Regions from separate parts of the Homo sapiens genome. Here region 1 is linked to region 2. Evidence: chromatin contacts called from ENCODE Hi-C or POLR2A ChIA-PET data. All regions are on one chromosome and are shown on one strand. The core of a region is the stretch at or near the end of the contact, and the rest is flanking DNA. Distances in the headings are between cores, read along the strand shown. Region 1 overlaps SMAD3 (SMAD family member 3). Region 2 overlaps SMAD3-DT (SMAD3 divergent transcript).

What was found. A loop is a pair of places that touch in the nucleus more often than their neighbours do. ChIA-PET counts read pairs that join two places held with the same protein, here RNA polymerase II (POLR2A).
Region 1: POLR2A ChIA-PET joins it to region 2 with 10 read pairs in activated B cell. The contact joins two enhancer-like sites. A Hi-C loop is called at or near these places in 2 of 168 maps with a recorded cell type or tissue (CD4-positive, alpha-beta memory T cell and ascending aorta). POLR2A ChIA-PET finds 5 or more read pairs at or near these places in 6 of 52 experiments (A673, BJ, activated B cell and 2 more).

Annotation. Positions count from the first base shown.
Region 1 is chr15:67,192,948-67,196,817 of GRCh38, reverse strand. SMAD3 (SMAD family member 3) reads right to left here. Exons shown (of 9, transcript NM_005902.4): 9 at 1,649-3,870. Among named protein-coding and RNA genes, the nearest start is that of SMAD3-AS1, 48 kb to the right of the region's middle. Within about 2 kb of position 2,142, at least 8 of the 41 ENCODE cell types and tissues checked have a DNase peak (open chromatin) inside an H3K27ac peak, as active enhancers do.
Region 2 is chr15:67,046,790-67,050,654 of GRCh38, reverse strand. All of the region lies in intron 2 of SMAD3-DT (SMAD3 divergent transcript), which reads left to right. Among named protein-coding and RNA genes, the nearest start is that of SMAD3-DT, 15 kb to the left of the region's middle. Within about 2 kb of position 1,748, at least 21 of the 41 ENCODE cell types and tissues checked have a DNase peak (open chromatin) inside an H3K27ac peak, as active enhancers do.

The sequences.
Region 1 (3,870 bases), core at 893-3,392, 150 kb before region 2:
AAAAAGAGCAGATTGTACGAGAGGGCCAGGGAGAACCGGGAAGTTCAGGGAGTAGGACCTTTCCAAAAGGGAGATGGCAGCAGCAGAGAGGTGATGGAGGGCAAGGAAAAGAAATGCGTCAAGCTGCTCTGGGCTTGGAAAATGGGAGTGAAGAGGCTACTGATAAAATCTGGGGAAGCATAAAAGGGAGCTGGCTCAAGTGAGGTGGGAAGATGATTCAGTTTGGGGGCGCTGTGTTTTGGATCACGTCTAACAAATAGCTGGAATTTTAAAATCGTGCATCTCAAGGAACAGGTTGGGTTAAAAGGACGGGTTTGGGTCAGCTGTTGACCCAAACAGCTACATAAACCCTTGAGGAAAGCTGTTAAGGGGGTAGGAAGGTGGAAGAACCAACCAAATCATCATAAAGGCAGGAATTTGTTGCAGTTCTCAGAGGCCAAATCTATAGGCCCTTACGGTGCAACCTGCCTCCTCTTGGTAAGGGAGGTGTTTAGATGATGCTGGGGAGGTCCTTAGGAGGACTGCTGCAGATGTGGTCACACCAGATGATTACTCCAACCCATTTCATCCTTCTCCCCCGAACTCTGCTTATTCAGACTCTTAAAAACCAAAAGGCATTTTACTTCTTTTTTTTTTTTTTTTTTTTTTTTTTTTTGAGACAGACAGTGTCTCACTCTGTTGCCCAGGCTGGAGTGCAGTGGTATGAGCACTGCAACCTCCACCTCCTGGGTTCAAGCGATTCTCCCATCTCAGCCTCCCAAGTAGCTGGGACTACAGGCGTGCACCACCACACCCAGCTAATTTTTGTATTTTTTGGTAGAGACGGGGTTTCGCCATGTTGGCTAGGCTGGTCTCAAACTCCTGACCTCGAGTGATCTGCCTGTCTCTGCCTCCCAAAGTGCTGGAATTACAGGTGTTGAGCCACCACGCCTGGCCAACAGTTTACATTTTAATCAGCGTTTTTCTTTATCCATTCTTTATCCACATCTTCTGGGGTCAGTGTAAGATCTAGCCAAGGAAACAACTTTGAAGTCCCTTTCTCCTTGGGTGTTTTGAATTCAAAATGAATTTTCACAGGTGCTAACAGTCATCTGAGCTGGCAGATGTGGAAACCAAGTTAGTTACTTGTGAACCTCCATGCCTGTGGGAAGACAAATCTGGTGGCATTTAAGACACCCTGACAATATGGAGGAATCAGGCTAGGAGGGACTAGCAGAGGCAAGAGGTGGCAGGGCTTGAGGTTGGGTTGGTGTCATTCATTTGCCAAAGGCCTCGGGGTACAGAGGAAGTAAAATATAAAATGGCACTGCAGAGATAGCATCAGTGGGACACATGGTGTTTAGGTTTGCGGAATAGCGAGATACACCCATTGAGAAACTTTTGACCTTTGTGCAGATGGCCCAGGGGCTTCTGCTGGCACTGCATGTTGCCCTTGGTGAGTGAATGAGGGCAGCTGGGTATTACATGAGGACCACAGCAGAATGTGGCCTGGTACATCATTGGTCAAGGTATATCTGGGCTTACAGACATTTTCCTCTGGTCCTCCTGAGCCCTGAAGTCCCTGGGACCCCCGCCTCGGCTCCCTTTTAAATCTTCTCTCCACCCAGAGACAGCAGCAAGAATCAGACTGAGCTCCTGGCACAGGAGCTTTTCCATGAAAAGTTTATTAGAAGGGCACTTACAAGAGGAAGAGAGGGAATGAGAGGACACAAATCTTTAACAATAGGGGTACAATGCTTAAACAGGTGCTCTGCTTTTAAGATATAAAAGTTAGAAAAATCTAAAACACTATAAATACATACATGCTTTTTACAAAGTTATTAAAAGGTCAGGCTGGCCGAATAGTGAAGGTAATCAACACAGTCAATGTTCTATTCCCCATCCCTCCACACACATCAGAGTCCAGAACAGCCGAGTTGCAACAGCAGCAGTGAAGGTGAGTGAAGGCTTCTTGGATAGATGGCTCCATCTCTCTGTAATGCTTTCACCCCTAGCAAGGGAGTGGGGCTTGGTTCAGAGGACCCTTGTGGAAGGGCCCAGATTTGACTCAGAGCTGTCTGTTTTTACACGCGGCCACTTGTTTAGCCAGCCTGGTTTGGTGTTTCTGGATGCTGAGCCAAAAAGCCACTACACCCTCCACCAACATTCAGAACTGGCTGTGCCCCAACTCTTCCAGCCACTGTCCTTGGGAGGAGAGACCTTTCCAACTTTCTTAAAAAAAATTAAATAGTTATCTGTCTGAATGGTTTTAAGAAATTATTACATAAATATAAAAACACCAGAATACTAGAGTATACATTACTTCTGCATTAAAAAAAAATCCATTGCAGAATCACTGAGAATTTCTCAATCCAGTTTACATGAGGCAAGTTTCTTTTCTATGATAGCTGTGTTTTTGAAAAGTTGCCTGTTTAGCCCATCATCTCCCCACCATCACCTCCCCATGGGAGATGCTTCATCATCATTTTGGATCCATGTCCTCTTGCGTACGTTTTTCTGCTTTCCCTACCCACTTGAGAAGCGGCTGATGCTCCTTAAACTGTGATGAAAATACATTGTGAAGACGGTTACCTGAAAGGGGCCTACAAGGGAACATCTTTGCCACACAAAGACAGTACAGCTTCGCTGTGTTGAGGTTTGGTTCTGGTAAAATGGGGACACGTTTATTTTGGGGGAACTCCCAACTCTAGCCAAGTCACACAGTAAGAAACAGGGTCCAGGGCTAAACGGGTGCACTCTCTTGCTGCTGGTATCCCCCTTGGTGAACAGTCCTACAAGCAGCCTGCAGATTCTTCTCCCTACATCTCCTGTAAGGACGAAGGAGTGGTGTAACCTGAGCTCCGGCCCTGTGGAGACCCTCATGAGGCCTGAGGCTAAGAATGAAACAGATCTTTGCTTCTTCCCCAGATTACTTACATACGTGCATGCCATGCACACACTACTTCAAACCTTTCTGTAGTCTTGAGTAAAAGCATTTAGCCTGGAATATGTCCAAACTCTAGGAAGCCAAGGGGAGATGGAGAAAAATAAACAAACTAAGCACATGATATGTGCTATAGCTCACTTCAGTATATTAACGATGGTTTAAAAAAATAATCACCATGGTCAATAAAAAAAAAAAAATACAACACAGACAACATAAGGACAATGGAGACGTCTGCCAGCAGCCTTGCCCTCATGTGTGCTCTTCCTAAGAGTCAAAGTCCCTGCTCCTGACTCCTCTAGGCTTGTCTCAAAATGTCAGGTCTACAGCCTGCCAGGAAGGTGGCCAACTGAGATGATGTTCCAGCACAGGCCTGTAATCCAAACCGGCTGGGGTAGCTACCTACGTATGTGCTGGAAGCATCTAAGTTACTAAATTGGGAAGAAGCGAGGTGGGGAGGGGAGAGAGGAAAGGGAATAAAAGTTGGCTCCTTGGAAGGTGCTGAAGACAAGGATCTGTGTCCCAGTGCTAGCTGCACTTGGGTCAGTCTCAGCACAAGCTGCAAGGTGAAGATGTCATGGCGGGGAGCCCAGGGCAGGGGCAACACACGCGGTCGTGTTGACTAGGTGAACGCCACTTAAAACTGCTATCCAGTCACCAGCACTCCTCTAGAACTGCCCTGGTTTCCTCTTGCCCTTTTCAACTGTCCTTTAAAAAAGTGTTTTAATATACAAATGCCATTCATACAACAGGATTTTAAAACTAAGAAAACTAGCTTGTGGCTTCAAGGAAGGACACTAATGTTACATACGCCCAAAGCACCTATGTAGCACTCTAAGGTGGGAATGGCACCATTTCCTAACCTCTTAGGTATGATCAAATTTATTTTCAGTGATGCCACAGGTGGGTTTGCCTACAATCCCACACATCCTCCTCTGGTGGTCTAG
Region 2 (3,865 bases), core at 499-2,998:
ACATGTTTTTATTTTGCTGTTCATTTAAACTGGAACTGAGAAAGGTTGCTGGGTCCCCACACATTATCTTCCTCCTCCCTCCTCCCCCCTCCCCCCGCTCCCCTTCCCCTCTGTGTACCTGCATGGGCTTGTGTTTGTGTGTGCACGGGTGCACATGGGTGTGTGTGTGTGTGTTTGCTGGCTCAGACTCTGTGCCCATACTTTGACACATTATTGCTTGGATTTATTCCTCTTCTGGGAAACAGGCACACGTCATTCAATTTAGAAGACGTGGGCTGACATCTACCACGTACAAGACCCCCTTGGCAATCTGGGTGACTCAGGAAGCAGAGCAAGTAGGTGCTTAGACCAATGGCAAAACCCCTCCCTTCCTTGCCCCACTCCTAGGCCAAGGAAAAAAGTTCAGCTTTATTGCATTCATCCAGGATTTTGCAATCAAAATCTCTAGAAGGAAGCTATTTTGAGCTCAGCCCACATGGATGGGTGGCATTTTTTTCAGATTTAGAATTGTTTTTCTTTGAATTTCATATGAGGGAGGACTGATCTTTCAGGATATCTAAGGGTCTTAACCCAGCCCTGTCTTAGTGACAGTCCCTGTGGGAACACGAAGATGAATCACACAAGGTCTCCAGGACAAGACCCACGCAGCACAGTAACCACAGCCTCTCCAAGCTCGAGTCCCTTGGTCTGAAGCTGGTAAAGAGGAGCAAGGAATCCCTGTGACCACAGGGGCCAGGCAGCACAGTTCCAGAGCCCTGGGGCAGAAGCCATGTGCAGGGCTGTCATTCCTTGGGACCAATATGAGTCATATCCAGAGAGCTGGGCATCCTAGAAACATTTTCTGGAAGCAAAATCTGCTGATCTAGGGGTCAGGGGGCTAAGGCTCTTTTTCTAGCTCTGTCAAGAATTCCTTTGAGATCCTGTGTCCAAGAGCCCTTTGCAAACACAAAACCCACATTCCATGGTTTATGACTGACATCCCGTGGGTACCTCCAGCACATCATAGAACTTCTCTGAGAGGCCCTCACCTAAATGATGAGGTAATAAACATGCCTGAGAGAGTGGGTGTGTAAGCCTTTGGGAAGGTATGTGATGGTGGGCCAAGATAAACAGCTTTTAGCATCATCTCTCTTTCCCATCACACACACAAACAACTGCCCCTCAACCGTAATGAAAGCAGCCGGTCCCTGCCAGGCACTGAGCTAAGTTACACGTCTTCATTTATATAGCAGCTCCTTAAGCCCCTCCCCTGATCTCAAGGCCTTCTGGTGAAAGATCCAAGTCCAAAAGTTGAAGGAATCTAATTACATGTGGGGAGAAGGACCAGGTATGGATTCCAGCACTCATTTTGCAAAATGCTTAGAGGATAAAGCAGAGATCTCCTGCTCTGCGGGTGTGTCTCTGTCTTTCCTCAAGATGGCCTGTGGGAAGAGAGGCTGGCCTTGGAAGCGAGAGCCCACCCCTTGGAGCTCCCTCATGTCCTTCCCTAGGCACAGGTGGGTTCTGTCTTCCCTCCAGTGGGGTCCACAGAGCATGTGACCAGGGGCAGAAGTTTTCCCTGGGCTTGAGATGGGGTGTGGGTTTGAGTTTTGCTGCCCTGGGCCTAGAACTCCATTTCCCCATTTGTTTTTTGACCAGGTTGAGACATAGTTCCAGTGTGAACTGATTTCCCCATCTCTGGGCTATGCTATCGCAAATAACTCACACATGAGTAATGTGCCCATGTTTGTGTAGAGTTTATTTAGATAAGAAAAACAACTCGAGGCCTCATGGGAGGGGCTGCTCAGCACCACTGAGCCAGGCGTTTCCTGGGCCTGCCCAGGAGAGCCAGGCCTTCAGGCTGCTGGAGGGTGGCTGAAAAGCCCACATGCTCAGACATCTCCAGGGCCTGCCCATGGGAAGAAAAGTGAGGGATGGAACAGAGGATGGGGAACAGAGGACAGGGAAGCTGGAAGCTGGGTATTGAGTGTAGCTCTGTAGCCATAGTTGTGTGCCCTTGGGTAAGACACTTCAACCCTCTGAGCACTAGTTTCCCCTCTTTGCAAAGGGACAGGTTGGGGGAAAATAATAACAACATCCAGCCACCAAAGGATTGTGGAGATTAAAAGAAATGACCTAAGGGAGAGACTTTGTAAACTGCAGAGGCCAACACACAAGTTAGTTATTAATTAACGGCTGGATTAAGGCCGTGTTTTCAGGCCACACTCAACAGTGGAGTTGGCACAATGCCGGGATTCAAAGGCCTGGGTCCAAGTTCCAATCTGCCAGCACCCAGTCACAAGACCTCAAGCCTCCTCATCTCCCCGAGACCTAGGATCACCTCTGTGAAGTGAGGATAGTGATTCTTCCACCACATAATCCTTGAGGCTCTGTGTTGGCAGTTTTGAAGCAAAGGATAGCTATGAACCTGTTTTGTGAACTGTACAATGTACAAATATGAGATGATGCTGCCAAGTTATTCAAAGGGTCATTCATCAGTGAATCAACGTATCAACAAGCCTATTAGCTGGACAGTTGAGGATACACCAATAAGCCGTCTAGCTGGGGATGAGAAGAGGGAGGGCTGCACGTGAAGGGTTAATTCACAATGTAGAGTGATAGTGGTGAGCAGACTTTTAGGCTGAAGGCTGAAGGGCTCATCCTTTTTAAATTTTGAAACAAGGTCCTGCATTGTCACCCAGTCACCCAGGCTGAGTACAGTGGCACAATCATGGCTCATTGTAGTCTCCACCTCCCAGGCTCAAGCAATCCTCCCATCTCAGCCTCCCAAGTAACTGGGACTACAGGTGCGCACCACCATGCCCAGCTAATTTTTTGTATTTTTTGTAGAGGTGGGGTTTCGTCATGTTGACCAAGCTGGTCTTGAACTCCTGAGCTCAAGCAATCTGCCTGCCTCGGCCTCCCAAAGTGCTGGGATTACAGGTATGAGCCACCAAACCTAGACTCCTTTTTTTTTTTTTTTTTAACCTATAACCCTTTGGGAACAATGTCTTAACACAGTCACTTGTTTAAAAGAAATCTATTTTTTTTAAAGCAGAACTGATTTTTCAAACAAAGAGTTAAACAGAACCCCAGGTTATAAAGCATGAAAGCAAATCTGCTCTGGATGAAACAGGGGTCTGGGCCCAGAGCCAGGACTATGTAGCACCCCCACTCCACCCACTCACTGGTCTATCTCACCAGTCCTACTCCTCAACAGCCCCAGAGGCACCCCCTCCAAGTGCAGAGTTTCTACAGCTTCCAAATCACAGCCTCCTGGTCTGTGAAGCATGTATCCCAGAGACACTCTCACACCAGGAGGCACGTGCATGCATGTTCATAGAAGCATTACTTATGGTGATGATCATTGGAAACAACCTAAATGTCCATCAGCAAGAAAAAGGGTAAATACATCATGATCTATGTACACAGTGTAATTAACTTTGCTACAGTGAAAGTGAATGAATGTGAGCTACATGTATCAACAAAGATTAAGCTCTCAAATACACTACTGAGTGCAAAGAATAAGTTGCAGAATATGTGCTACATTGTATCGAATCTAAAACTAAAAAAATTATATATACTTAGTGATACATATACACATAGTTAGAGTATGAAGATGTGCATGGGAAATAAAGCTTCTAGAAGAAAACATAGGAGAATATCTTTATGACTTTGGGATAGGCAAAGATTTCTTAAATAGGGCACAAAGCATTAACCATAAAGAACTGATACATTCGATTTTCATTAAAATTAAGAACTGTGGCCGGGTGCAGTGGCTCACGCCTGTAATCCCAGCACTTTGGGGGGCCAAGGCGGGGGGGATCACCTGAGGTCAGGAGTTTGAGACTAGCCTGACCAGTATGGTGAAACTCAGTCTCTAGTC